Linked DNA regions of Homo sapiens: regions 2, 3, 4 and 5 are each linked to region 1. A link is a loop called in an ENCODE intact Hi-C map of the cell type or tissue named here. Cell type or tissue: OCI-LY7. All regions are shown on one strand. Each heading gives the region's core, and the rest is flanking DNA. Links, peaks and the distances in the headings are about the cores only.

Region 1 (6,038 bases), core at 351-5,350:
CCTCCTGGGTTCAAGCAATTCTCCTGCCTCAGCCTCCTGAGTAGCTGGGATTGCAGGCATACACCACCACGCCCAGCTAATCTTGTATTTTTAGTAGAGATGGGGTTTCTCCATGTTGGTCAGGCTGGTCTCGAACTCCCAACCTCAGGTGATCCACCCACCTTGGCCTCCCAAAGTGCTGGGATTACAGGCGTGAGCCACTGTGCATGGTCTTGTGTGTTTTTTTTTAATAGTAGCCATCCTAATGGGTGTGAGGTGGTATCTCACTGTAGTTTTGATTTCCATTTCCCTAATGTCTAGTGATGTCGAACATCTTTTGTGCTTATTTATTAGCCATTTATATATCTTCTTTGGAGAAATGTCTATTCAAGTCCTTTGGCCATTTTTGAACTGGGTTGTTTGCTTTTTTGTTGTTGAGTTTTAGGAGTTCTTTATATATTCTGGATATTAATCCTTTATCAGCTATATGATTTGCAAATGTTTTATCTCATCTTGTGGGTTGCTTTTTCACTCTGTTGCTAGTGTCTTTTCTTGCACAAAATTTAAAAATTTTCATGAAGTCTAATTTGTCTATTTTTTCTTTTATTGCTTATGCAATAAAAGTGTCATATCCAGAAAAATCATTGCCAAATCTAATGTTGTGAAGCTTATCTCCTGTGTTTCCTTCGGTGAGTTTTACAGCTTTAGGCCTTACATTTGGGTCTTTGATGCATTTTGAGTTAATCTTTGCATATGGTGTTAGGCAAGTGTCCAACTTCATTTACACGTGGATATCCAGTTTTCCCAGCACCATTTGTTGAAAAGACTGTCCTTTCCCCATTGAATGGTCTTGGCACTTTTGTCAAAAATCACTTGATAATAGTCAAGTTAATTAATAATTATATTGATTAACAATTAATATAATTATAAAATTATATTTTATGACTACATTGGTATAAAGAAAAATATATTAATATTATATATTAAAACTTTTTTTCAGGCTGGGCATGGTGGCTCACGCCTATAATCCCAACACTTTGGGATGCCAAGGCGGGTGGATCACCTAAGGTCAGGAGTTTGAGACCAGACTGGCCAACATGGTGAAACCCTGTCTCTACTAAAAATACAAAAAATTAGCCGGGCGTGGTGGCGGGCGCCTATAATCCCAGCTCCTCAGAAGGCTGAGGCATGAGAATCGCTTGAACTTGGGAGGAGGAGGCTGCAGTGAGCCGAGGACATCACACCACTGCACTCCAGCCTGGGGGATAGAGGGAGACTCTTACTCCAAAACAAAACAAAAAAAATAAAACTTTTTTTCAATGTAAAAGTTAATTTTTTTCTTCTGATTTTCAAAAGAAATGAAAACATGTTTATGTATTCCTAAACATATCCTGGGTCTCGGGCATGATACCTCCTGTGTGAGCCCTGCTCTCCACACGGTGGCAGGGTTCTGTCTCTTTATGATGTGTGCAAGATGACACTAGATGCTATGAGGACCATCTGTTTTTTAAGCAGGTAACCACACTGAACATGTTAAACAATATGTATCATGTGCTGAGTGTTTACTGTGTGCCAAGTGCTTCAAACTCATCATTTAAGTTAAAGAACAGCCCTGTCAGATAGGAACTACTCTCTGCCCTCCATGGCCAGCATATACAAAGAGGTATATTTTTCCAAATGCTTCCATACATTGTTTCTAAATGTATATTACAGTCCATAGTATGAGGGACACCAGGGGACCCTCCAGTGGGCGCTACAAGATCTTAGGGAAGAGGGAAGCTGAGGGTGGGCTTTGGAGAAGAGTCATTACAGAGATGAAGTGGCAGGTGGCATGGAAAGGTATTTGGGAAGTGCGGAGGTGACAATAAGAACGGCACATTGGAGCGTCATGAGGAGACTTCCCAAGATGGAAGGGACTTGAGGTCTGGAACCGAGGGTGACCGGCAGGGTGGGTTTTGGAGAGTGAGAAACGTGGGCCCAATCTAATGTTCAGTGGAAGGTTCTTTGTCTCCCTAAGCCCTAAAATCCAGCGGTAAATCATCAATAACATAGCAAAGTTTTAGCCACCTTCCCTGTCTCAGTTCCTTCTTTGTTAAATGAGAGTCACGGTGCTTGCCCTGCAATCTCAGAGACTCAGTTCAAATGATTGTCAGCCCCACAGGTGGGGGAGCCGGTGTCTGATTCCGGCTGTATTGTCAGGGCCTCAGTGCTCAGTACAGGTTTGGTGGAGGAATGGACGCCATAGCCTACAATCCCAAAAGCTGCAGCCGCAGGAGGCAGCGTGGCTGGAGAAGGGTCCCGAGCCAGAAGAGGGCGCTCTTCAGCAAAACAAGGTTTGAAGGAAACCGCCAGGATGTTTCTGCAGGATGGCAGATGGAATTCACTTTAGGCTTTAGGATTTAGCAGGTCAAATCATTGCATTCTTATATCTAAACCTACCTCAGCCCTGGTTTCCTAACTAGAAAAAAGGACTAAAATGCAGTTTATTTCCTCTTTTTAAAAATTGTCCTCTTAATGCTTTAGGCACCTAAGAGAGATGCAATTATTTTTACTTTGGAGAGGCTTAAAAGAGCCACTGATTTCCTATAGCTCATGATTCTGCAGATCAGGGATGAAGGCAGGACTTGGCTGGGAATTTTTCTGCTGATTACAGCAATGACTGAGATCCTCCGTGGTATTCAGCGGCAGGATGAACTGGTCTGGGGGGTCTGAGATGGCTTCACTCACATGGCACAGAAGTAATTTTACATTTTGTGTGGTTATTTGACCATTGTCTGTCTCCCTTACTAGTCCAGAGGCTCCCAAAGGGTAGGGATTGTGTCTTTCTTGCCTATCATTTTATCCCTAGTGCCTAGCACAGTGCTGACCCATTAGAGTGTTTAATAAATATGTGTTAACTGACTCAATGATGTGATTCTTTATTTTTTATTTTTTATTTTTTTTTGAGATGGAGTTTTGCTCATGTTGCCCAGGCTGGAGTGCAATGGCACAATCTTGGCTCCCTGCAACCTCCACCTCCTGGGTTCAAGCAATTCTCCTCCCTCAGCCTCTTGAGTAGCTGGGATTACAGGCATGCGCCATCATGCCTGGATAATTTTGTATTTTTAGTAGAGACGGGGTTTCTGCATGTTGGTCAGGCTGGTCTTGAACTCCCAACCTCAGGTAATCTGCCTGCCTTGGCCTCCCAAAATGCTGGGATTACAGACATGAGCTACTGTGCCCGGCAATGATGCGATCTCTCTCTTTCTTTCTCCTTTCCTTTCCTTTCTTTTCCTTTCTTTTCTTTTCCTTCTTTCCTTCTTTCTTTCTTTTTCTTTTTTCAGAGTTTTGCTCTTTTGCCCAGGCTGGAGTGAAGTGGTACGATCTCAGCTCACTGCAACCTCTGCCCCCTGGGGTTCAAGTGATTCTTCTGCCTCAGCCTCCCAAGTAGCTGGGATTATCGGTGCCCACCACCACACCCGGCTAATTTTTGTATTTTTAGTAGAGATGGGATTTTGTCATGTTGGCCAGGCTGGTCTTGAACTCCTGACCTCAGGTGATCCACCCGCCTTGGCCTCCCAAAGTGCTGGGATTAGAGACATGAGCCACCGCACCCGGCCTATGATGCAGTTCTTATGAAAAGTGTCGGGATCATCAGAAAAAAGGCATAGGTGGGAGTTGCTGATGATAGTAGCTCAGTAAGTATGCAAATTGAGCTAAGCCCTTTATAACCTGGCTGTTGGTATTATTTATCCCCATTTTACAGATGAGGAGCTGAGGCTGCTGTTACACAGCTTCAAAGGTTGATGCACAAGAAACATCTTTTTTTTTTTTTTTTTTTTTTTTTTGAGAGACAGAGTCTTGCTCTGTCATCCAGGCTGGAGTGCTGGAATGCAGTGGCATGAGCCTCTGCCTCCCGAGTTCAAGCAATTCTCCTTCCTTAGCCTACTGAGTAGCTAGGACTACAGGTGCACGCCGCCACGCCCAGCTAATTTCTTTTGTATTTTAGTAGACATGGGGTTTCACCATGTTGCCCAGGCTGGTCTTGAATTCCTGAGCTCAGGCAATCCGCCTGCCTCGGCCTCCCAAAGTGCTAGGATTACAGGCGTGAGCCACCGCGCCAGGCCAGAAACATCTTTTTTGTATCTCAAAGCAGATGGCTGGGTGCGGTGGCTCATGCCTGTAATCCCAACTCTGGGAGGCCGAGGTGGGCGGATCCATTGAGGCCAGGAGTTTGAGACCAGCCTGGCCAACATCTCTACCAGAAATACAAAAATTAGCTGGGCGTGGTGGCGGGTGCCTGTAATCCCAGCTACTTGGGAGGCTGAGGGAGAAGGCGGAGGTTGCAGCGGGCCGAGATCGCGTCACTGCACTCCAGCCTGGGCGACAGAGTGAAACAAAACAAAACAAAAATTTTAAGCACAGCAATAACTTGCTTGTTCCCTGATAGTCCTGGGAGTAAATTCAGGATTATCGAGGACCAAGCAAATTATTAAAATTGATTATTTGGGAGATAAAAACCCGATGAAATAGCAAAAGGGTAGACGCCATGTTTTCAAATTAGTCACAAATATTCTGGATTCTTGCTTCTACAGTTATCCGAATAAAAGCAGCAAAACCACCCCAAAATTTGAGGTGAACATTACTTGGATGTCTGTCACCACATTCACCTAAAGCTGTTCCTTAACATCCACATACTTGTTTGTTTTTCTTCCTGGATTTATTTATTTTTGATGTTTCTACACACCTGGACTGCTCTCTGACATGGTATGCTTCTTTCGTTTTATCAAGTAACAGGCTGGCCTTTAGTCACAAGTGTGGCATTCGGGAAGCCAACATGGTTTAGTGATAGGGTTCTTGTTGGGTGTGCAGATTGGGGCATTTCACAGATTATCTGATGCTCAGTCTCTCTATGGGCTCTGCCTTGCCTAAAGGGCAAGTGTGTGTTCATCAAACAGGGCTTCTTTAGGCCTTGTTACTGTGATGGGGGAAATACTCCAAAGTGCCAGGAAACCCTGCCCGGGCAGGGAGCAGGACTTCTCAGTATCCCAGGGATTCGGATCTCAGCCCCCTGCAGCCAATCAGCAAAGGAGCTGTTTCAAACTGACAAGCAAAACAAAGCCCAACAAAAGCAGCTGGAGCCCAAACAAACAGAGTTGGGTGAGGTTGGGAAGGGGAGTCAGGTCTGGCGTCATCCGGCTCCAGGCCAGGCTGTTGCCATGGTGACAGCCAGTCCGTTTACCAGCGGGCAGCAGAGCCAGCTTTCTGAGGGGGAAGCCCAAGGAGGGGAGGAGGAGCAGGGGTGCCCCAGGGGAGCCTGCGCTTCTCCAAGTTACAGAAATCCATAGAGAAGGCTCGGCCACTTCCAGGGAGCAGTGCCTTCTCTCAGGAGCTGGGCAGGCAGCCCGGGGGGCAGTGGGCTGGGAGAAGCCGGCCTGAGAGGGACGGAAGTGTCCACTGAACAGGCAAAGAGGCCTCTGGGAAGGCTAGAAGGCTTTCTGGGCAGAACGGATTTGCAGCTGTGTTGGCTTTCTGGGCAAAAGATGAATTGAAGTAAATCACAGAGTGTTTTAAAATAAAAAACTCCCCCAAACCACACACACACACACACACACACACACACACACACACACACGCCAATGGAGGAGAGAGAGGGCTTTGGGAACCTCAGCGGTGGAACACGGAAATACCTTATATTCTTCTCCAGGAGCATTTTTTTTTCTACTCTGATAATGACAACTCAAGTAATTACCTGCAAGACAAGAAGAATGAACAACAGTCAATGCAAAATGTTAGAAAACATCTGCTTTGCAGGGCTTGTCTATCAAAGCCCGACTCTGTGCCTGAATGGTGTTCAGGTCCCTGAAGGTGGGCCGCTTTAGGATATAGACACTCTTTCTGGCCAACGGGCAATATGAGCCAAAACAAATGCAGTGGAAGAAAGAATCTTGGCATCTTCCTCCAGAAATCTTGCTGCAAAAGTGTCTATCACACAGAAGGAAAAATAGCTTATGATTCTACTCATGTGAGCTTCCTAGAGTAGTCAAATTCAAACAGACAGAAAGTAGAGGGGTGATTGC
Region 2 (6,038 bases), core at 473-5,472, 130 kb after region 1:
GAATCTGCATCTTAACAAGATCCCCCAGGGATTCGTGGACGTATTAACACTTGAGAAGCACTGGGCCAGGGGAGGATGTTTAACCTGTCTCTGGTTCTCTGGGGGGCGGTGGAAGAGTGATAATAATGACAGTAATGAATAGTAATATCTTGGCCATCTCTCTGGGGTGGTGGGAGGATTGGGGAGATAATGGGAATGGGAATGTGTACATGTTTTGAAAAGTAGACAAGAGAATGCCAATATTAGGTTATCTTTTAAAATTGTTATCATTAGTCACATCGTGACCTCCACCCCTCTTGGCCCTTTCTGCAGCTGAACCAGGGAACTTGGAGGAAGAGTAGCGTGGCCTCCCTTCCCAAGCAGCTGCCAGAGCTAGGCATGGCCTCGGTCAGCCAGCAGTGTCCGCCTTAGATGGCGTTTGCCCGGGACCCACACGTGGAGCACCCACATGTGGCATTTGCAAGGAATTCCTCCTCAGGTCCCTTGCACCTGCAGCTCTCATGAGCCCTTTTTCTCGGGGCACTGGTGAGCAGCAGCAGTCCCCGGCATGGCTGAGGATCTGTGCAGGGCATGCCCCCGGCGACTTGCCCAGGGCTGGCCGTTTCTCTGAAGGCCTGTCCCAGCAAGGTTCCCAGCAGCGCCGTTTCTTCAGAGGCCTGCCAGAGTAGCTGCCCCCTGGAAAGGAGGAGCCTGTGGTGGGAGGTGGGGAAGAGGCTGGGATCGGGAGGGCGCAGGAAGCAGCTGAGCATCTGGGAATGGTAGCTCTGCTTGGAGGGAGAGTTCACAGGCAAAGATGAGCCTGGGGGGAGCTCGGAGGGCTGAAGTGCTGGAAGTGCTGGAGAGAGGACTTTCTTCGTGGAGAAGGGTGTCTGGGTACCCGTAGGGGAGAGCTGGGGATATTAGGCAACTATCTCTCAGCTCCCCTTCTCCTGATAGGTACCTAAAAACTGCAGAGGACTGCTGGGGGCTTGGCTGTGGTGGCAAACTGGCCGTGGTGGCAAACTGGCCATTTGCAGGCTGGACCTGGCTCTCAGATGTATTTTGTTTGGCCGGCTCAGTGTTTTAAAAGAAACGCGAACCCCCATTTCATTTGAAAATTTTGATTAAAAAATTGTAAGATCTCATCATACACTACCCTGTTCTGGCATGGTAATGGCTAAGTGGGGTGGACAGAGGCACTTCACTGTTTCCTCTTTCCAGTGGGCCACAGGCCCCTGCACCTCCCTGTTATTCGTGATCCTACTTACATTGTTGGTTTTGCTTTTGCTACTACCATCTGCCTTCATTTACCTCTACTGCCTGGTCCCTGTTAGCCATTTGTGCTCAAGACACGTGGATAAGGTCCATCATAGGTGCCTACTAAAGACTGTGGATTACAAGCTGTGAGTTGATGGTGATTACATTCTTCTGAATTGATCTTGTAAGCCAATGTGTCGTTGGGGCACATCCCGGCTTATATAGTGTTCTGTCTTCACGATGGAGGGTCCTTGTCTTTTGGCCCTCTGCTCCTCACCTTCCCAGGTCTGTAACTTGAGAGCATCTGTTTCTGGATCATTCCACAGTAAAATTGCCATTTAGAGCCAGTAGCTGAGCAGTTTCATGGGGGCACTAAGGCTGCGCATGGGGTTGATGAAGAGCCAGGTGTCTTGGGCAGAGGTCGTCAAGCTGGGATTCGCCTGGGGGGCTGAGTTAACACCTCTCTCCTCTGCAAAAGGCACTGGAGGAACTCTTCCCTTTTTTTATTTTTTATTTTTGGAAAAGCCACTTTTATTTGGGTTGGGTATTTTTACATTTTACAGCCACCCCCAAATTGGTGGCATCTGCCCTGTACCCGACAGTGACGTGCTGTCCTCACAGGCACCCACAGACGTGCACCATCCAGGCCGCAAAAATAACAAGCCGTTTTTAGGGCATATTTGCATGTCCTCTCCCTCGCTGTCAGACTGCAGTGTTGTGGGGGCGAAGAGGCAGATGGAGCTGCGAGATTGTACCGATGTAGAGAGATGCCAGCCCTGCACTGCGAACCGACCTCCAAATGCTTCCTAGGTCAGACCCCAGGGGCGGGAAGAGCTAATTCTTGGAGTAACTAAAACCTAAAGCGGGGTGGGGAAAGAAACTTGCAGCTGAAGAATCTATGGTCTGAAGATCTATTTGCATATGGCAAACTGCCTTGAGCGGATTTTCATATTGGCATTTTAGACTAGTAAAAGTTTCTTTAATAATAATCAGATACTAGCTCATTAAGCATTTAATATGTCCCAGGACCTGCACAAAGTGCTTAACATGCATGACTTCATTCATTCCTTATTCAGTCCTGGAGTCCAGGTTACCCCCATAGTAGAGAAGAGTTTGAGGTCTAGGGAGGGGGTTCAGTCACTCAGGGTCACACTGCTGGGAAGTGATAGCGCTGGGGCCTGGTGTGGTGGACGATGGCTGCCGTTACAGCCGGGTCTCACTTGTGCTGAGCTAAGCCCTAGGCACGGTACTAGGTCTCTTTGTGAAGTACCTTGTTTACCCTGCACAAGTACCCTCTGAAGTAACTAGTGTTGTTGCTGTTGTTATACCCACATTACAGATGAGGTCAACAAGGCTGAGGGAGGTCCAAGGTCACTGGCTGGGAAATGAGCTCAGGCAGTCTGCCTTGAGCCCAAGCTTTAACCACATGCCGTGTGGCCTCCCATGCCTCTATACCCCTTCCAGGCTTCTAACCAGAGCTCTGTTGAGCTGGGGAGGCTGGATGAACCTGGCCGCAGAATGTTCGATCATTTTGATGACATTGTCTGATGAGTGCTGAGCCCTGCAGTCCTGCAGCCTTACTGTCTCCTAGTTCCGAGAGAGAGAGAGAGGGAGAGAGAGAGAGAGAGCGAGAGAGCGAGCCGGCTGAGCCGCTGTGCGGGCAGCTCTGTCAGAGCTGGTTCTTGGGTTGTTTGCCTTGCAGAGGCCAGCAGTCTCCTGGGCTCTGTCCAAACGCATGGAGCAATTCAGTAAAAGAAAATGGGAGGAATTAAGTTCAACGACAGGTTTTGTGAATTATAAAGTGCTTTGTGCTGATGTCATTATTATTACATGGTCAACACATGACGTTAAACTGTTTTGGTGCCAACTGCTTGCCTGCAGTCCCTTTGTTCAAGCCATATTTGTTAAGCATCTACTATGTGCTGAGCACTGCACCAGGCACTGGGAACAGAGCTACAGATAAAGCAGTCAAAGCCTTACATCTCTCGGCACCGTATATTGCAGTGACGGCATCCAAAAGTAAGCAAATTAATACACGATATATAAGGTGAGTTAGTGGTCAGCACCACGAAGAAAAATTAAGCAGACCAAGGACGTGGCAGTGGTAGGACTGCTCATTCTGATGGTTGGCCAGGGACCCTGGGAACGTCATTTCCTGGGTTGTGGGATTTTTAAAGCTGTTGCTTCTTTCTCCTTTCTTTTCTAGTATTCGCTTTCAGGACAGCTTTGCTCTCTGGCTTTCTCCAGAGCTTTCCTTCCTTGACTTTTCCTCTGTAGCCCCTCACAGCTGGACTCCTCCACCAACCAGTCCCTATTGGCCTGAAGATCTTGGCCCTTCCCAGGTCATCTCCCAGCGAGCTGTGGCTGTGGTGGTCACACCCTGCCTCTGGGTCTGGAATGCATTTTCAGTTGGGAGGGGAGGGAGGCCTGAAGCCCCACCCTTGCACACACACATAGACACACCAGACACTTACTAATCAACCTGCTAGACAGGACCCCTCACCCTCTCGCCACGTCTCGGTGCTCTAGAGGGGACTCAAGAGTTCAAGGGAGGCTAAACTGGATGACCTTTCAGGAAAGAGGCTGCACACTGTCGTTAAGGGGCAGGAGTCGGCCTACAGATGAATCTTGTTCACAGGGTGGTTTGCTTTTTCTTTCTTTTTTAACAAAATCACAGTGTGGTTTTCTTTTTCTTTTTTAAAAAATTGAATGAATTGCCATATTTAAAAGCCGGGAAATGTGGACTCTCTGGCTTCTTTTAAAAAACCAGAATATCTACCCACTTAAGGCCACACCCTTATACACAACAAGAGGTTGGAGCTGAGGGGCAGATGCCTGCTGTATTTGTATACAGCCTTGAGTTCACCGCATTCCCCACTACTCACTGATGTCTTACCCCCAGCCCGCTTCATACCATCTGTGTTGCCAGCCTGATTTTGAGTCTGTGTCCCATGTTTATGTCCCACAGACCTTGCTTGTTTGTTTGAACATTATGAGCTGTGTCAACTTGGCAAGTCACTTAAACTTTATTCCTTGATCGCTCTACCTCCCAATTCTTATCTCCAGCCATTGTTCATTAGGTTTTGCTATTTCCAAATTTCGTTGACTTCAGGCAGAAAAAAACAAAATACAACAAAAATCAAACCAATCATTCCCAAACGTGGCTGGTCATCAAAACACCTTGGGAAACTTCTTAAAAAGTATAAATTTCTAGACCTCACCCAAGGTCCATGGAATCAGAATATCTGAGGGTAGAGTCCTGGGAAGCTGTATAGCTAGTAGGCTCAGAGATGACTCAGCTACTTTTGGGAATGTGACTCTTTGCGGTTTCTTCCTCTCCTCAGGCTCTTCTGATCCTTGTCAGGGAGCTTTCTGGGGGTGTCACCCCGAGGAATCGGTGCATACGTATCATTGTGGACTGCCCTTTCCAACGTAGGGCAGTTTCCTGTGTGTATTCCACATGGGGACCGGATCCGTGTCCTCATCATTTTCAGAGCTGGAGAGGAGACTTAACTGTCTGTGGATTTCACATTGGCGATTTCCCATCTTCTCCAGGGTCCCTGGAGAACATTGAGAGGGTTTTCCCGTTTTGGATGAAGTGTGAATAGGAATCCATGGACCAGAGAGCGGCCTTGGAAGCCATGTTCACTCAGCCCCAGGTGGTCTTCCCAGACTTTGTTCATAACAGAGACCAAGACGTGCATCCATGTTTAGCCTGAGCAGAAAAAGTTGCCCCAAACCAGCTGATGTGCTGGGTAAATGTTGGCCTAAGCATGCTTGTGTTTTTAGTGATTTGAAACGTAAAGGCAGCCCACTGACATTTTTTAGCAAGCTTTGCATAATTGGTTTTTAATTGTGGCTCTTTGGAATAGCATTGGCCTTCTTCCCCCTGACTCAGATGCTTTTTTTGTCTCATACTTGTTTGGCAGAGAGGTCCAATCTGTCCTCTCTTGGAACAGAATCTCCCAACTCATCTTTGAAATCCGTAATTTCCACTTTAGTTCCGTTACTTTGTTAGCACATTTTCGAAAGCTGTTAGCTTAAAAAAAAAAATTAAATTTGAGGGAGAATGAGTGATAGTTAAAGGCAGCTATGAGTGTGTTTAACATTGGCCCCTGTGGTGTTGAGTCTTATTTGATACCATATCCAGAGCATTCACAAGGGTTCTGAAGCTTTTATTTAAAATCAGAAGTCGGTCACACCCACTGTTATCCTAGCACAGGGTCCCTTGGAGAGGTGGTGGTGAGGACGTGGCTGGATCTCTATGTCCTTAGCAGAAATCAGACACCTCTGAAAAGCTCAGGAAGTCTTACAGCTTCTTAGGTTTTCTATTAATATCTTAAAGTGAGGATAATAATAATACCTACCTCTTAGTGTTGTTATGAATTTTTTTTTTTGAGACAGATTCTCACTCTGTTGCCCAGGCTGGAGTGCAATGGCATGATCTTGGCTCACTGCAGCCTTGACCTCTTGAGCTCAAGAAATCCTCTCACCTCAGCCTCCTGAGTAGCTGGGACTACAGGCACATGTCACCATGCCTGGCTAATTTTTGTATTTTTTGTAGAGATGGGGGTTTTGCCATGTTGCCCAGGCTGTTTTTGGACTCCTGGGCTCAAGCGATCCTCCCATCTTGGCCTCCCAAAGTGCTGGGATTACAGGCGTGAGCCACCAACCCCTGTTGCTGCTATGATAATGAAATGAACTAATGCTGCTAAAGGTTTCACATGATGCCTGGCACTTAGTAAGACACAGATATAAGGTAGGCTTGTGACTCACTTTTCAAATGTGTTGATCGTGCAAAG
Region 3 (6,038 bases), core at 557-5,556, 240 kb before region 1:
ATGAATGGATAAATGAAATGTGGTATATCCATACAATGGAATATTATTCAGCCATAAAAAGGAATAGGATACTAATACATGCTACAGTGTAGATAAACCTTGAAAACAATATGTTAAGTGAAAGGAGCCAGTCACAAAAAAAGGCCACATTTGTATGATTCCATTTATATTAAATATCAAGAATAGGCTGAACACGGTGGCTCATGCGTGTAATCCCAGCACTTTGGGAGGCTGAGGTAGGTGGATCACCTGAGGTGAGGAGTTCAAGACCCAGCCTGGCCAACATGGTGAAACCCCATCTCTACTAAAAATACAAAAGTTAACTGGGCATGGTGGTGCATGCCTGTAATCCCGGCTACCTGGGATGCTGAGGGAGAAGAATCACTTGAACCCAGGAGGCAGAGGTTGCAGTGAGCCGAGATCACGCCACTGCACTCCAGCCTGGGTGACAGAATGAGGCAGAGTTGAGACTCTGTCTCAACAACAACAACAACAACAACAACAATCTAGAATAGGCAAATCCATAGAGACAGAAAGTAGGTTAGTGGTTGCCAGGGGCTCAGGGGATGAGGAGTGAGTGCTAACCTAGGTAGGGGTTTCTTTTTGGGATGATGAAAATGTTCTGGAATTAGTGCAACATTTTGTGAATATACTAAAAATCACCAAATTATACACTTTAGGAGGATGGGTTTTATGGGATGTAAATTATATTCCAAGTTTTCAAAAGTCCCTGAATTATTATTTGTCACTTCTCTAGAAATGAAGGAATTTAAATAAGAGGCTAGATAATATCAACAGCAAACATTGCAGCAAAACAACTGTTCAAATGAACATATATATTTAAATGATTATAAATAGTAAAGAATAAGCTACAAGCCTAATTAAGAAAAAATAGATGTCATTTTATATGCAGTTTTCCAATCAATATTTGTTTTTCTGCATTCTGTTATTCTCTCTTTAAACTGGGGAGAGGGGCAGGTAGAGAAAGATGGGCTATGCATACCACTATCTGACCCTTTTCCCTCAACAACTTTGACTAATCTTTGAAGCTGTTATCTCAATCACCTTAATTTACAGGAACTTACCTGCATAACTGGTAGCAAAGCTAACTGGAACACAGCTCTTGCTGTGAGTTTCAGCAATTCTGTTTTCAACAGTCATTTCCTATTTGAGTGTCAGATGGGAAGAAATGATTTTTGAATAATTAGAAAAAGAGGTATTGGCCGGGCACAGTGGCTCACACCTGTAATCCCAACACTTTGGGAGGCCAAGGTGGGCGGATCACCTGAGGTTGGGAGTTCAAGACCAGCCTGACCAACATGGAAAAACCCTGTCTCTACTAAAAATACAAAATTAGCGGGGCATGGTGGCACATGCCTGTAATCTCAGCTACTTGGGAAGCTGAAGTAGGAGAAACGCTTGAACCCGGGAGGCGGACGTTGCGGTGAGCTGAGATCGTGCCATTGCACTCCAGCCTGGGCAAAAAGAATGAAACTCTGTCTCAAAAAAAAAAAAAAAAAAAAAAAGAAAAGAAAAGAAAAAGAGGTATTGGCTGGGTATGGTCACTCATGCCTGTAATCCCAGCACACTGGTGGGAGGCCGAGGCAGAAGGATCACTTGAGCCTGGGAGTTTGAGACCAGCCTGGGCAACATAGCTCTCTGTTAAAAGAGAAAAAAAAAAAAAAAGCTGGGTGTGGCGGCATGCACCTGTGGTCCCAGCTACTTGGGAGGCTGAGGAAGGAGGATCATTTGAGCCTGGGAGGTTAAGGCTGCAATAAGCTGTGACTGTGCCACCATCCTTCAGAAAAAAAAAAGAAAAAGGGAAAGAGGTATTGACAATTCACATTCATGTTTCAAAGATTCCTTCCAGGTTAGAATTTGAATTTTAAGTACCACAGTCCCAGGAATGAGACACTTAAGAAGTTCTGCAGTCCTGGCCGGGTGCGGTGGCTCACACCTGTAATCCCAGCACTTGGGGAGGCTGAGGCGGATGGATCACGAGGCCAGGAGTTCAAGACCAGCCTGGCCAAGATGGTGAAACCCTGTCTCTACTAAAAATACAAAAAAAAAAAAAAAAAAAAAAGAAGTTTTGCAGTCCTAACTCATTATCTGTGGGATTAGCGACACACTGGGAAGGCAATAGCCAATACCTACAGAAGGCAGAGGGTAAATTGAGCTTGCATTTGTGTGTGCCTGTTGAGGGAAGATTAGCCACATTAAAGCAGAGGTAGAGGCTGCCAACAGTTTGTCCATCCCCTCAAATAATCCTTTATTGCTCTAGGAAGAATACCAGGCTCCACATTCAGTGTTCCCATCACCTATTCTGGAATGGATAAAGAGTTTTTAATAAGAAAAACGTCAGCTGGAAAAGGTAAATGTTCTTTCAAAACCAAAAAAGAATAGAAAGAAATTAAGTGGAGAACTGAGGGAAGCTTGGAGAAAGAGGTCTGAAGAAAGTGCAGCAGCTGCAGAGGAAGCATTTATATATGTTATATACATGACATCAGGTCATCTAAATGCCAGCTCTTCAATCAATGTTAGCCTTTCTATAAGAAACCTGACTTGGTTTGATGATGCCACAACGGCGAGCACTGGGGAAGCCCTCTATTTCCCTTGGAAGAGAGAAGCTCATTAATATGTGTATCTAGATGCTCAGGCACCACTGACTAATAATAACAGCAGGGTGATCTTCCATTTACACCATGTTTTACCGATTGCACAGCATTTTCATACTCATTGCTCTACAAACTACCTCTTTGCCATGCAGCTACCAAATAGCCAGCGGCTTCTAGTTCACATTTGTCAAGAACACGTCCCTTGTTCCTATGCCCACAACCTAGGTTACCACCCCAAAGCCTGCAGGCCACATACCTGAGTATGCTTACGGAAAAACACCCCTTGCACCTTCCCAAAAATTTCATAATCCACTGATATCAGGGTGTTTCCTTCTGCCATGCTCAAACCTGTCAGAAACCAGGAAAGCAGAAGAGTGAAGGGCTATTATTCCAGGACCCGCAAGCCTGAGTCAGAAAGGGCCACACCCACCCCTGTCCATCCTTAACCATTGCGACCTCTCCCCGACTTCAAGGTCCTGGAAATGGAAACGTGAGTGGATGTGATAAGGTGTGTGTGAAGGAAGAACCAGACGCCGGGAGAGGGAGCTTCGGATCGCAGCTGCCCGCTGAAGCCTCTTCTGGGGAAATAACCTGAGGACCGATGACCTCCTTACATCCATGCCCGGTCCCGCTCCCTCACTACCAGAATTCCCTGCTACTAACTCCCAGAATCCCCTGCTACTAACATTTTAGGGCTAATCGACCTGAGAAGCACACCCTGGGGGCCCCTGGCGGCTCACCCTCCTTGTCTTCCCCACCGGCTGCCAGGATCACTCCGGGACCACCACGCCAACGGCTCACCAAGGCGCGCAAACCTCCGCGCCCGGAAGTTTAGTGTGTAGCTGCTCCTTCGCTGTCGCTCATGCCCATCACCTCCAGCTGACCAATCAGAGACGGCGCCTCGGCCCGGGCCCGCCCAGAAGGTGGGATTTCAGGACGCGGTTGTCCGGCAACCCAAAAGCTTTGGGTTGGGGATCTGTCCAGGAACTCGGCTGGGCCTCCACAAACCTAGCCCTCATCGCATCTCAGTCAACAAGCGCAACCCTCTTCTCATTTTCTCATGAGGAGAAAGGCATAGACGAAGAAGTACATGGGGATACATTCAATCATTCAATTAAATACTGACTGACAGCTACTGTGTGCCAGGCACCTGTTCTAGGTGACCAGGCAAACATCAGTGAACAAAACAGGATCCCTGTCCTGAGGAGCTTAATTCTGGAGGTGAGAGACAAACAGCACACATTAAACATCATAAATAGCTTGTAATCTCAGCACTTTGGGAGGCCGACACGGGCGAATCACTTGAGGTCAGGAGTTCGAGAGCAGCCTGGCCAACATGGTGAAACCCCGTTTCTACCAAAAATACAAAAATTGGCCGGGCATGGTGGCGGGCGCCTGTAATCCCAGCTACTCGGGAGGCTGAGGCAGGAGAATCGCTTGAACCTGGGAGGTGGAGGCTGCAGTGAGCCGAGATTGCCCCACTGCACTCCAGCCTGGGCAACAGAGGGAGACTCTGACTCAAATAAATAAATTAATAAATAAAAAAATAAACATCATAAATATGTTGAGTAGGATACATTTAACCTTTCTGTCCTTTTTCATTCAGTTCTCCTTAAAGTTTGGGTCATAACAATCTGGAATAGGGGATTACGGGGCATAAGTGCACAGGAGGTCCCAATGGAGGTTATGTCTGCTTCTGGGCTTCTGGAAGCTACTCACCGGTCTCCTTTACTAAGAAAATGTCAAATAATGCTTGAACAAATAACCAGCTAACTACACAAATAAAGCAAGAGCACAAGCAAAATAACTCATGGCTCCAGAATTACAGTTGAGTCAGTCAATCTAAGCCAAATGGCCAAACTACACGAATTTATTTTGGGAACAGGGAATTGTCAAGGGGGATGTGGATGAAGATGGTTAAAATTAGAGTTGATGTGTAAACATTTGAATCCAGCTACCCTTATGATTCATGTGTGTGAAGGAAAACTGTGGTGTTTATTGATCCTCTGTGGATTGACTGTATACATTACACCTCTTCATAACGTAAAGACTCCTTATGTGAATATGCCAGGTTGGCAGACTTGACAATGAGATATGGGTTTGTGACAGTAGGCACGGAAATTCATCATTCTGCTAGTTCCCCGCTAGAGTGAGGATCCATATCCTAGAGAATCATACAACCTTAGTGCTGAGAGGTGGGGGGTTGGTGGTGAACAAGCTGGATTGAATGTTGTACTTGGCAATATTTGAAAATAACTCTAAATAGAGTATCTTGCTAATGGTATTTCTTTCTCTAAAATTCATTTAAAAAATAGTTTATAGAATTCAAAACTTACTGAGTGTCTAATACGAATGGGGCACTCTAGGATATACAAAGATGAATGATATAAAATCTTTGCCCTCAAAGAGTTTTTAATTTAGTGTAGGGGCACAAATGCATGCAAATAATGACAATAAAATATATGGCATGATAATTTAATTCCATGAAAATCCATTGAGAGCTCATCAGGAACCAGCCCTGTGCTATAACAAGGACAGAAAATATTACAAAGGAGCAAACAAATTAATTCTGATTGGGAAGACAGGGAAAGAGTTCTTGGAGGAAACAGCATTTAATCCAAGGTCACACAACCAGTAAGTGATGGAGCTGGGATTTGGTTCCAGAGTCAATCCCCATGAATGCTATGCTCTACCAGCTCCCAGTATGTGGAGCTTAGAGTAATGTAGTACCATGGAGATGAAGAAGTACAAGTAGCCAGTTGTGGCTAGACCAGGGGTTTGCTACCCTGCTTGTGCATCAGGATCTTTGGGGAAGCTTTAAAAATGTTAATCCTCAGGCCTCACCCCTAGATATTGCTTTCCAAGTAGTCTTAACACACAGTCAGGGATGAGACTCACTGGGTTGAACTCTGTGGCTTATTAAGGGGAGGCAAAACTGAAAAGGTAGGCTGGACCTAATCTGGGAGGTAGAGATGCCATGCTAAATTATGCATTTCAACTTTATTCTATAGGTAAAGAAGAAGCTACTGGGGAGGGAAATGGTAGGATCAGAAGCATTTAGTAATTAGCTTGATTTAATCACTGCACAATGCATACATTATCAAAACATCACTTTGTACACTGCAAATATAGATATAATTTTTGCTTGTCAATTATATTTTAATAAAGCTGGGGGGGGGTGGAGAAATATTTAGACTGATTATTTTGCCTGCAGCATGAAGGATGGGTTTGAAGAGCAGATATTGAAGGCAAGAGCAGAAGTTAGGAGGGCTATGCCATCCCAAGGAGAAGTGAGGAAAAACTCACCTGGGGCAGCAGAAATGTAAAGGAAGAGTCATATATGAGAGACATTGCAGAAGTAAACTCAATAGGCCAGGCGTGATGGCTCACGTTTGTAATCCCAGCACTTTGGGAGGCTAAGGC
Region 4 (6,038 bases), core at 671-5,670, 450 kb before region 1:
TTGCTTCAGGGATCAACCAACCAACTGAATATGAGGGAAAGAAAAGCTTGAATGATGTAGACCAAAAGTATTAACAGCCCCTAACCCAACACCCAAAGTAAAAGAGGCCCTCAGAAACCTTTTATGGGAACAGGGGAGGTCTGGTCCCAACAATTAGTTTGATTTTCCTTATTGTCACACTTCATCTGTATGTACTTTCACTCAGTTTTGAACTATAGCAATTTGAACATAAATTTGACAGTGTCTGACACTCTGTCTCTCTCTCCCTCTCTATATATATTTTTTGTTGTTTGTTTGTTTGTTTTTGTGTGTTTTTTTTTTTTTGAGATGTAGTCTCGCTTTGTCGCCCAGGCTGGAGTGCAGTGGCGTGATCTCTGTTCACTGCAACATCCACCTCCTGGGTTCAAGTGATTCTCCTGCCTCAGCCTCCGAGTAGCTGGGATTACAGGCGCACGCCACCACGCCAGCTAGTTTTTGTATTTTTAGTAGACATGGGGTTTTACCATGTTGGTCAGGCTGGTCTCGAACTCCTGACCTCAGGTCATCTGCCCACCTCGGCCTCCCAAAGTGCTGGGATTAGAGGCATGAGCCACTGTGCCTGGCCTATATTTTATTTTTCATAGTGTCCCCAGCCAAGGCAGAAAACTAGCCAAAAAGGCCACTAACTAGTGTTTCTGTTTCCCTCTACTTTTCCTGCCCATGTGTTTCTGTTTTGGGGATTATCTACAGCTCAGTAGCTTAAGAATTTAGACAGCCAGCCTTTCTAGCCTAAAGTTATTCACGGTTATTTGGGTAGAGTCTCAGCCCAGAACTGGACATTGCTTCCATCAGCAACACTAAGGGGAGCTTGAAGTGCACATATGATGACCTAGGACTTGCCTCACACCAGGCAAAACACACTGCCTCTTGGGAGTTCTGCAGAAGCTGCCATTTAGTTGAGTGACTTTACCTGAACATCAGGAAAATAAACCTTCAGGAGGTTGGAGCTGGGATATCGTGTGAAGAAAAACATTAGTTTGGCCTTCTTCAAGTGACCAGGGTTTAGACCCTCCTGGATTTATCTCAGTGTCAAGGAAAATGAACACTTTAAAATGCCAGTTTATCAATTAACTAGTGAATTCCTTGTTCCTGTGGTTTCTATTTGATTTCATTTTGTTTTTCTGATTGGAATTGTGTATTTGCTCCATTTTTCTGTCTCTGGAAACTCTGGTCAAATAAGCTGGATGACATATGTGCACAGTTAAGTCACAGAATGTAAAAATCATCTCGATGTGGAAAAGTTATGTAGCATAGATGATGTCAAATACAGGTTGGTGTATTTTGTGTGTGTGTGTGTGTGTGTGTGTGTGTGTGGTGTCTTAGATGTCAAATACAGGTTGGTGTATTGTGTGTGTGTGTGTGTGTGTGTGTGTGTGTGTGTGTGTGTGTGGTGTCCAAGTGGGATGGGAAGAGATGGCAATTCTATCCCAGATAAACCATTTCAAAACCCCAAGCAGAGATTTACTTCCCCTCTCTGCCTCAGTTTCCTCAGCTGTAAAACGAGAAGAGTAAACTAGGTGGTCCCCATTCTGGCTGTCACTCTTATCATTGCCTTCACAGTGTTGCCTTTATAACCAGCAAACATCTAAGCAGGCTGAATACCAGCTCATATTTTGCTCTTGCTCAAGAAGCTTGAATGGTTGGGTGGTACCCACTCTCCATTTGCCTGGCAGAACTATCCCTCATCTTTCAGGTCTCAGCTCAGAAGCTCCCACCTCTGTTAAACCCTTCCTTGCCAAATTAGGCCTTCCTTACCCTGGGCTATGAAGACTCTTTGTACAAACTGTTGCAGCGATGACCTTATTGGAATTTTTACTGTATGTTTGTCTCGTCTAGACTGTGAGCTCCTTGAGAGTGAGGACCTTATCTTTTCATCTTTGTGCCTAGCCCAGTGCTAGGAACATAGCAGGTGCTCAATAAATATTTGTTGTGTGAAGGAGTAAGTGAGTGAACGGTCAACCTTAATCCATACACATATATGGAAATTAGATTCCAAACTATACCTCACTCTGGGAACAGACAGATTCCTTCCCCTTTAACAAGAGTCGGAGAATTGTGATGTGACTGCCTAGCACTAGGGCAGGACGGAAATGAAAAAAAGATTTACACAAATACGCTTTGCATTTTTAGGGACAGTCCTTAGGCTGGGTGAGAAGCATTACACAGAGTAACCTGGGATCTCAGATCCGAGAGCTGTAGCTTAAGACAGTGAAGACTTCCACATAGGATGAATCTGTTTAACCAAAAGAAACCAGACCAACTGACTATGGTTATAGGTGGCCCAGGCACCTAGTTGCTGCACAGGAGATCCCTCCCTGCTGCCCCATCAGCCCCTACTTACCCTTCCTACAGATCCACAAATGCTGTGGAGAGAATCCTGGATTGGGATTCCAAAGACCCAGTTTCAGACACTGATTTTGCCATCTATTAGCTGTGTGACCTTGGGCAAGCCACTTAACTGCTCTGAGCCTCATTGCTAAGATGTGGAGTATAGTGGTTAAAGCTTGTACTTGGCCATCAGATCCCGGGTTTAAATCCTGGTTGCTCATTAGTGTGTCTTGGGACTTTGGACGAGTTAGCTCCCTTCTCTGTCTCTGCTTCTCGGATACCCGATCTTAGAGTGGATGCTTGAGAACGGTGAGATAATACAGGTCTAAACCCGTTATCTGAAATGCTGAGCCAAATGGAGTTTGGATTTCAGAATTTGTTAGCTTATAAAGATAATACGATGTGTGTACCACACATTAATTAACATCCACAGCTGAGACAGTGTATAATCCAATACATTAACATTTCTGCAGCAGAACGTATGACTATACTAAGTGGGATAAAATCTATTAATAGCCTCCAATCAGTGCAAGCCAGGTTTTGCTACCAAAAAAAAAAGATTGCATCATTCTTAGGGGGGGAAAATCATAGGGCCTGTCAAAGCTTTATGGGTTTCAGAATTGTAGCTAAGTGGTGGTGGGCACATATGTGTGAAGTGCTGGTAGCAATGCCTGCCACCGAGAAGGTGTTCTGTCAATGCTCCCCTCGTGATCTTCACATCTGCCCTACCTATGTCACAGGATGTCATGTGAATGTGAACGTTCTTTTTATGCTGTAAAGCAGCTTGCTCTCAGGTGGCTTTCATGGCCCACAGGAATAAATCTCTTGGAATATAGGCAGCAGGAATGAGGGAAGAGTTGAGGGGCCAGGGTGCTGCTAGGGGGTCCCAAGTCATTCCAAAGATAGTCAAGTACTTCACCCATGCAGCCAGTCCTGGCTTAGGTATTTCTTAGGATAGGCCCCAAACCTCCAGAAGCTCTCTGAGCCCAATCCCCAATTTAGGGGGCAGGAACAGGCACATGTAGGTGCTCAACAAATAGCAAATTCTGGGAGACTGAGGTGTTTTTGCAGCTGTCTGAATTTAATGGAGAGTCAACTAGTGGTTATCAAAGGCCCAGACAGGTAGCCTTTCTTATAAAGAAAATCTGTCTATGGTGGAATCTCTGCCTCCAAGAGTGGTGGCAAGTGAAGTGTTCTCAGCATTGGTTTTACAGTTGCTCGCTAACTTCCAGGAAAGCTTTGGGGTGTTTCCAACACTTTTGACCGGCAGGGGGCGCTCATGGCATTTAGGACACAAAGGCAGGTTCTGGCATGGTAATGAGCTGGTCCCACCCCATCCTGCTGCCCTCACAGTAGTTGCCAGGCAAAGGACACGACTGTTCCCACCTGGATATGCAACTCCATAGACTCATCAGCTTCTGGAGATTCCCCTCAAAGCTGCACACAAGAAGCAGCAGCGTGAGCACAGCTAGCTTAAAAAGCAACATCCAAAATATATTCTCAAGAACTTAAGTTCTGCAAGATGCTTGTTAGAAGTGGTCATATGGGTTTGGGGCTGTGTACATTCTCCTCTTAGAGCTTCCATTTACTCATGTTAAAGGCTCTGAGAATTCCTGCAGAAAAGAAACTATCTCAGTATTTCCCCAAGGTACTTTTTCTTCTAACTCAACAATTATTAATATCCCGAGGGTTACTCTGGGAAATACATTAAGAGAGTAGTGTCTACTTAAGGGTTGCAAAGATGATGCAATAAGATCCAGAGCCCTGCAGATCAGCCTGGGCCACTCAGGCCTCCTCATGGGGAGCCTCCTCTCCCTTCATATGCCCAGCCCCTAGTCTCCAGGCACTCCATTGCACCTTGGAAGTTGTTCCTTAAACTGGAGACCTCTGGCCGTTTCCAGCCACCTCTCTGGGTTTAATCCCCGAGGAAAACTCCTTTTCCATTTGGCCCAGAAGTTTCTTGTTCCTCATCTGCTCCCCAGGAATTATCTACACAATATAGGATTTTTGCTTGTAGAGCTATGGGGTTGGGGAGGCCATACCTTAGATGACGTCATTCCTTTGACCCTCTCCTCCTAAGTTTATGGGTGGCTGACAACCAAATTATGGATTCTTTCTTCCTTAGGGTATTCATTGTATTTCAGAAGCCTATTTGAGTCTCAAAACAAAACCCTTTTAGACCCAAAGGAATAAGTCAAGTGGCAGAACCCGATGGGTCATAGAAGAAGCTAAGTGAACCTTCCCAGGTCCTTAAATTCCAGAATGTGGTCACCACTATAAGCTGAAGGCCCAGAGCAACATTAAGAAGACCCTGAGTGATCTGTCCCCAGCTCCTCTTCAACTTTTAGTTTTCTTGTTTCTCTGCACAGTGTCAATGGTATTTTAAATTATTTATTGAAACATTGTCTCTCTCTGTTGCCCAGCTGGAGTGCAGTGGTGCAATCATAGCTCACTGTAACCTCGAACTCCCGGGCTCAAGCAATCCTCCTGCCTCAGCCTCCTGAGTAGGACTACAGGCATGGGCCATCATGTGCAGATAATTTTTTATTTTTAGAGATGGGGTCTAGCTATGTTGTGCAGGCTAGTCTTGAACACCTGTCCTCAAGTAATCCTCCCACCTTGGCCTCCCAAAGCACTGGGATTACAAGCATGAGCCACACTGCACCTGGCCAACAATGAGAACTTCAATTGCTATTAAAGGATATGTGGACCAAAGAGAAAGGCAGTGCCTCCATGACAGCATGCAGGCCTCTCTGTTCCATCTTCACCGAGGGAAGAAGGGGTAGACTTTCCAGATGGGCAGAGGTGAAAGGCAAGGGACACTGCTGCTGGCTCAGGACCAATGGTTGCGGCTTAGTAGTTCTCCAAGGTCGTAGGGCAGGCTCTGAGGAGGGGTGCCTCTGGGAAGATGAGTCCTGGGGAGGACTGCTACTCCAATGGCCATTGTTGTATCTATGACCCAGTAGCTGGCTAAGAATCTGATTTTCCTGGATGTGGGAAGGTGCAGTCAAGGGAAAGTTTGCTGGGGGATCCTGACAGGGTTTGGGGGTCATTCTTGGAGGGATAGGGTACCTAGGAGAATCTAGACGCTTGGCCAGTGATAAATTTCCTACTGGGACCCCAGCTTGTAGCTGGACCCTCCTGGGCAAGGCAGCCAAAGCAAGTGGATCTTTACAGGCCCCTCCCACAGGAGGTGAGGGCTCGCTTCTACCCTCTGCCACCTGCCCCTGGAAGCTTCTGCCCAGCTGAGTCAGGTGGCCTGGTGGATCCAATAGTACCTTTTGTAATACCGAGTCCACAGCCTGGGACACTGCCCTGGTCAGCTCTTTCCTCAGAATCTCTAGTGAAGCTGGTGCTCCAGAAGGAAGGAAACTGGGCTTCTCAGACTCTTGGTGTTTTTCTGCCCCAGAGAGGTCCTTGCTGGTACCTTGCTGGTGGTCACCGTCCACAACCCAGGGGCGAGGCCCACAGCCATTCCCCTGCTTTGCACTCAGAGGGCCTTTCCCCGTGCCACAGCCTCCTGGCCCCTGAGCTGTGTCCCTGGGCTTGGCAGCCTGTAGGATGTGCTCTTGCAGATGTCTTAGCTGTTGCTTCAGCAGATGAAGTTGTTCTCTCACACGAGGGCCCCCCTTCCTGTTGCCCTGGTCCCAGGCAGGGGCTGGCATCAGGAG
Region 5 (5,889 bases), core at 27-5,026, 350 kb after region 1:
GGAAGGTCCAGAGTGTGATGTGATAGAGCCTATAAGGAAGCAGACAGAAATGGGAACCAAAGTTACTGTTTGTTCAGAACAGAGGAAAAGTATCAGACTTCATACAGACAAATAAGAACCCAGGATGTCATTAAGACTTAAAAGAAAGGACACTTGTTCCTGAGGAAGAGCTGGTTATTTGATCACAACGATATTCTCATCTAGGGCAAAACTGAAGGTTTCAACTGCTAAACTGAGAGGAGAATGGTTCAGGCATCCAGAATGAACGTCCAGGTCTCAGCAAAGTGGTGAACTCAGCTATAGCAAAGCAGAGCCTGAATGATGACAATCGCAGGCAGTGTAGACAACTTTGGATCCAGCACGCTTACATATTCTATTTATCCAAATTGGTTGACTCTGCAGTCTAATCCCACCTGGCAGGCATCTGGCCATGCACTTGTCGGTGTTTATAAGATGGATGCCACAGAACGAACGGCCTCATGGGGAGTAAGGAGCAAGGACACCTCTGGGGCTTTTAGATGCTCTTGCAATATACGTTGGTTACTTTGTGCCTTAGCCTAGAAAAGTAGTCACATTGAGGACATGGTGACAACCTCATGGGAAAAGAACTTATCTTTCAGCTTTGACTATAAGGTAGAGAAGAGACAGGCTACTAGGTGACTGACCACTTTGTTTGCTGATATCTTTTTAGTATAAAATTTTTTAAAATTATGAAATACTTCAAACATACAAAAAAATTACTGAACACTATAATGAACACCAATGCAACCAACACCCAGCTCCCTCAGATCTTAACATCTTGACATTTTGTTTCAGACTCTTCTAATAAAAACTTACAGAGAAGAGTTAAATCATCCTGTGTATACTTATCCTGCTCTAAGTCTGTTCTCCCTCATCCCCACAAGTAACTGGTATCTTACATTTGATTTGTATCTCTCCTGTGCATATTTTTACACCTTTTTTTTTTTTTTTTTTTTTTTTGAGACAGACTCTTGCTCTGTCTCTCAGGCTGGAGTGCAGTGGCACAATCTTGGCTCACTGCAACCTCCGCCTCTTGGGTCAAGTGATTCTCCTGCCTCAGCCTCCTGGAGTAGCTGGGACTACAGGTGCACACCACCACGCCCAGCTAATTTTTGTATTTTTAGTAGAGATGGGGTTTCGCCATGTTGGCCAAGCTGGTCTCAAACTCCTGATCTCAAGTGATCTGCCCACCTTGGCCTCCCAAAGTGCTGGGATTACAGGCAGAAGCCACCCGCGCCTGGCCCATTGTGGAAACAATATGTATGTGTGTTGACTTTCAGTCTCTAGTTAGGGAGGGAATAGGATCAGAATGCACATCAGAAGTGCATCGATCAAAGTCCTAGGCTAGAAAGGTCTAGAAACAGGAGTCAGCGTTTGCAGCTGTCCTGTGTGGGGAGAGGTGAAAGTAAATGGTAACTGAGGTAAAGATAAGTCTGGGTCAGGCCGGGCACAGTGGCTGAAGCCTGTAATCCCAGCACCTTGGAGGCCAAGGTGGGTGGATCACGAGGTCAGGAGTTCGAGACCAGCCTGGCCAACATGGTGAGAACCTGTCTCTACTAAAAATACAAAAATTAGAGGGGCATGGTGGTGCGCGCCTGTAATCCCAGCTACTGGGGAGGCTGAGGCAGGAGAATGGCTTAAACCCAGGAGGCGGAGGTGGAGGTTGCAGGGAGCTGAGATTGTGCCACTGTACTCCAGCTTGGGTGACAGAGCAAGACTGTCTCAGAAAAAAAAAAAAAAAGAGATAAGTCTGGGTTGTCTTCGCTCACTTCAAAAGCACAACAATCAAAAGATATATCCCTCATACTCATCAGCAATTCTTCATTGTGGTACAGGTCTTTAAAATGATTGTTCAATCCTCCCTTCCTCTTAGTCACCCTGAGAGGTAGAACAGATATCTATTCTCATTTTATGGATGAAGAGGCCAAGGTGCAAGGAAGGTGAATAATGGACTTGCTACTGCAAAGCTAGTTACCAACAGAACTGGGCCCAGAACTAAACACACTGCTTCCAAAAGTATGTGTCATTCTAGGACAAGTAAACTGCAGGTTCAAGTTTGAAAAAAAATTAAAAAAAAAAATAAGGTTGAAGAGATCAAACGGCTAATAGCCCTGCTTCAAATCTCACTTGAGTCAGTCTTTCTTTAAACTAACTGTATCTCTAATATTTAGATGTGCAAAATCAGGAATGAAAATCATGACCTCCAGGGCTGCTAAGAAAAGACTTAATCAAGATCACGTAGATAAAAGCTCAGCATAATAAGAGGGGCTCAATAAATATTATCGCCTCCTGTTTTCCCCAGATGCCAAGAGCCTGGATAAGACAGAAAAACATTTTAATGTGAAGTTGGCATTCAGATAGCCTCCCTCGGTGACCTGAACAAACTGTTTCCACCTAGAGTGTGATGATGACTCCCGCTGGGAAGAAAGCTCGAGCCCCCTCTAGTGGCCAGCACTGGTTATGGCTTCTGATTGCCTGCAATTGTTCCACCCTGGTCTGTTTGAGTACCCAAGACAGGTAGATTCAGGAGCCCTAGCTTCTCTTTCACCCTCACCTGCTGATGCTGCATACACATACAACAGTTTACTTGTGGGTTCCTCTTTTTTCATGGATTGTGATTTCTGTTCATTCCTGCTTCTTAAGGAGGAATGTGAGAAAGGTATGTGTGGGTGGCTACTCTAAAAAGAGCATACCACTCTACTTCTTTAGTAGAAGAAGGGCTGATTCTTTCATAAAGAAGTGGAGGGGCATGATGCAGGCCACTGGATAATGGCCTGCCAGTTTGCTATGTCAGTTCCAAAGAATTTTCAGACTTTAATGAAGACCTGTTAGGTCTACTATGTTTTCTAGGCTTGGAGGGAATGTAACCTGTGAGTTTTTTATTATTCACATTCTAAGCTAATGCATTAAAATGATTAACAGTTCCCATTACTCAAGGTAACAGGTATGCCTCGCATCTGATTTCCAACAAAAGGATGCTAAAGCTCTTCCTTCCCTTACATACGTCTTGTTGTGAATGTCAATGGCACAGAGGCAGCGAATCACTGATGAGAGCAGCGTCCAGATCCCAAAGGTCCGAGCTTGGAGGCCATTCACTGTGTAGCAGAAAAAAGCAAGAGTGTTCAGAAGGGGAGACTTGAGGTTCCTTCCAAACTCCTCCTATTTCACTGGTGGTTCATGGGAGATAGGGAGCTGGACCTGACCTCTCTGTGGCTGGGCAGGATGGAGGTCCTAGTGGCAACATGGGAACTAGAAGGAATAGAAGGAATTCCAGAATGAGAACTTCTCAGATTCTCTTCAAATGTCTACAGTTGGAAGGGAAGTTCCAAGAGTGGAAACCCACAAAGAGCCCAGTTAGGCAAATAACTCCTAGATATAGTAATTTACCCCTTTTGTCCTGGAAGCCTAGAGGGTCTGGATCAGGACAGGTTTTGGGGAACGTTGTAGAGACTGATCTGGAAATGCAAGATGCCCAGGAGGCCAGCAGACTTTCAAGGCTGATCCAGGAGAGAACTCAGAGATACTGGGGACCAATTTAGATGCCCATATATGGTCTTTAAGATATGTGAGTGCCTGGGTCTCTTCCTGCATCCAGATCTATGCTGTTGGATGAACCAATACCAGGTTGGTTTCCTGTGTGCATGGCAGTGGGACAAAGCACTGTTTCTTTGGTGTTTGCTGGGGGCATCCTGCTGTTGGTAGCTTTGTTCTGACATTGCTGTATTAAATATCTTGTCCTGAAAGTATAGGTCATATTCCACCATAACAGTGGTTCTTGACTTTGGGCATTTATTACAATCAACTGAGGTAGTTTTATAAAATTACAAGGCCTGGGTACCAGACCAACTATATCGTATTCTCTGGAGGAGGGCCCCAGGCATAAGTATTTTCTAGAAACTCCCTGTTTGGGTAATTTAAATGCAAAACCATTGAGCTAAGGCATCCAGTGGCTCGGGGATGCCAAAACAGTGAAAGCAAAGATACTTCCTTTGCTGGTCTACTACCTGCTGAGTAAGATAAATTTTAAGGGACAAAATTGACAACTGAAAAGTCTACTAATGTTTACTTGGGCTTTAAGGATTTTTCCAGCCTTTGGAAAATCAGACAGCTCTCCCAAATTCACAATACTGAAGACCATTAGATGGTAGTGAGAAAAAATTCCATATGCCAACCAAATATCTAGCATTAGCCCTGGATAGCTATATTCTTTATAAACCAATTTGATAATGAGAAGACTAAGGACGTTTCTCTAGTTAAGAGTACTCAACCAGCCCTAACCAGATTAGGTATGAGGTGAAATTCTGTGGGACACTTTAGAGCACTGCTACTTTCAGAAGAGTACCATGAAGGCCCCTAGATCACAAGGGAGATGGCAGCCTCAGCTTCCGTGCTGGCTGAACACACACACACACACACACACACACACACACACACACACACACATAAAGTTCTGCTCAGCTATATGCCTTTAAGTCACATGACCTCTGGACCTCTTTGCCTCAACTTTAAACTCAAAGGGCTAGACCAGATGACCTCTAAAAATGTGTGAATCTATATAGGGTTCCATGACCACCTGAGGGCAGCATTTGAAGGTGAAAAGATGGAATTATTCTGCTCACTTTCCCAGGTTCTTTACTCTTATTATATTTGAGCTTTCTTAAAATGAGCCTTAGCCTACTTAATTTCATTTTATACTCAGACACTGCAGAAAAACGAGCTAGGTCAGAGCCTGAATCTGGGTTAGCTATAAATGTGACACAGAATTGTCATCTGCTGTGAAACAGTGCTGCAGCTTAAACTACCCCACACATCAGCGTGATGAAGTGGAAGCTGAAATGGACACTCTCAGTAGAGAGGCTCAGGAAGCCAGGAAAGGCTGCCATGGGCCTTCTTAAGTTTCATTTTGGGAGACCAACTTGAAGGGATTTTAAATACCTTCTCAGGGACTATGTCACGGAAGACCTTGAATTAATAACTCTCCATCTGTAACATGGAATATGAGTCATGTAAGCCCCAGAATCATGTAAACCTGATTCTGAAGAGGGCTTTGAGATATATGTAAAGCTTCTTTATGGCTTTCTTGTCAGGCATCACAGAGTCACCAAGTAAGTCTATTTCCTCACTTGCCCTTATAATGCTTTTTTTTTTTTTTTTTTAAATACATGAATTGCCCAGGGCAGTGTAAAATCAATGAAAAGTATTCAGAGAAGCTTGGGGGAAAAAGGGTCAAGTGCTCACCACAAAGTCTATTACTCCAGTAGCTGCCAAAGGCTAGCTAAGGCAGCATCAGAATCATCTGGGAAGTGTTTTAGCAACTGGATTCCTGAGCTCCACCCAGGTTCAATAAATAGGTTTGGTGAGGGAAATGGGTACCTGTGTTTGTTGACGTTTCCTAGGTTACTCTGATGTACAGCCTGGTTTGGGAACCACAGCATAGGGCCAGTCCTATAAGTCCTATAAAGGATGCAGAAATTCTTTGATTTCTTACCAAGGTTTGGCTTGCCAGTGTAGAGCTTTTCATAGAGAAAAGTGTGGTCTCGGAAGCTCTGCAGCGTGTTCCCCATGGCTATGATGGACACCATAACCAGCCAACTTCTTAACACATTCAGGAAACGGCTCATGACTCCCCTCAAACGTGGGAGGGCTTTTTGCCTTGGAAACAAAGGCAGAGGACATGAGACAATGAGGGCCAGTCTATGTTAACCATAAGCAGGAAGGGAGGAAGAATGAAGCAGGCCAAAAAAAGAAATTCAGTCACACTAATAGTGGTGAATGAACAGTATACTTTGCAATAAGTGGCACAGTACTTATCCTTGTCTAAGCAATTTCTCCAAAATATTACCCTAAATCAGAACTCCTTTTTCTGGG

What was found. A loop is a pair of places that touch in the nucleus more often than their neighbours do. Peaks named below come from ENCODE experiments on the same cell type or tissue, not always from the same donor. Only the 100,000 strongest peaks of a DNase experiment are listed, where the experiment ranks them.
Region 2: a loop joins it to region 1, with 4 times the contacts of the local background. A loop is called at or near these places in 60 of 110 quality-filtered maps.
Region 3: a loop joins it to region 1, with 3 times the contacts of the local background. A loop is called at or near these places in 2 of 110 quality-filtered maps.
Region 4: it touches region 1 in a loop (3-fold over the local background); 18 of 110 quality-filtered maps call a loop at or near these places.
Region 5: it touches region 1 in a loop (5-fold over the local background); 27 of 110 quality-filtered maps call a loop at or near these places.

What each region holds. Positions count from the first base shown.
Region 1 is chr14:75,305,691-75,311,728 of GRCh38, forward strand. No RefSeq gene overlaps it. Among named protein-coding and RNA genes, the nearest start is that of LINC01220, 14 kb to the left of the region's middle. In OCI-LY7, for the core only: CTCF peaks have their summits at 1,413 and 2,303 (motif pointing right); DNase peaks (open chromatin) are centred at 1,431 and 2,251; H3K27ac peaks cover 598 bases.
Region 2 is chr14:75,438,288-75,444,325 of GRCh38, forward strand. The region is part of intron 2 of JDP2 (Jun dimerization protein 2); the gene reads left to right. Among named protein-coding and RNA genes, the nearest start is that of JDP2, 13 kb to the left of the region's middle. RefSeq lists enhancers at 667-1,169, 2,009-2,218, 2,373-3,356 and a silencer at 2,409-2,458. In OCI-LY7, for the core only: a CTCF peak has its summit at 2,374; DNase peaks (open chromatin) are centred at 1,904, 2,534 and 2,844; H3K4me3 peaks cover 3,143 bases; H3K27ac peaks cover 3,374 bases.
Region 3 is chr14:75,060,599-75,066,636 of GRCh38, forward strand. ACYP1 (acylphosphatase 1) reads right to left here and starts at 3,426. Exons shown (of 3, transcript NM_001107.5): 1 at 3,356-3,426; 2 at 2,872-2,963. The coding sequence starts at 2,955. RefSeq lists an enhancer at 3,597-3,766. In OCI-LY7, for the core only: no CTCF peak of the experiment used is centred there; a DNase peak (open chromatin) is centred at 3,473; H3K4me3 peaks cover 1,917 bases; H3K27ac peaks cover 1,355 bases.
Region 4 is chr14:74,857,458-74,863,495 of GRCh38, forward strand. It overlaps PROX2 (prospero homeobox 2), which reads right to left. Exons shown (of 6, transcript NM_001243007.2): 3 at 5,073-6,038; 4 at 950-1,057. It overlaps LOC124903348 (a long non-coding RNA gene), which reads left to right and starts at 1,049. Exons shown (of 2, transcript XR_007064269.1): 1 at 1,049-1,309; 2 at 1,376-1,978. In OCI-LY7, for the core only: CTCF peaks have their summits at 3,638 (motif pointing right) and 3,854; a DNase peak (open chromatin) is centred at 3,654.
Region 5 is chr14:75,651,861-75,657,749 of GRCh38, forward strand. ERG28 (ergosterol biosynthesis 28 homolog) reads right to left here. Exons shown (of 5, transcript NM_007176.4): 2 at 5,510-5,673; 3 at 3,026-3,116; 4 at 1-29. The coding sequence starts at 5,642. Among named protein-coding and RNA genes, the nearest start is that of ERG28, 6.1 kb to the right of the region's middle. In OCI-LY7, for the core only: CTCF peaks have their summits at 2,458 (motif pointing left), 2,673 and 4,618 (motif pointing right); a DNase peak (open chromatin) is centred at 2,441.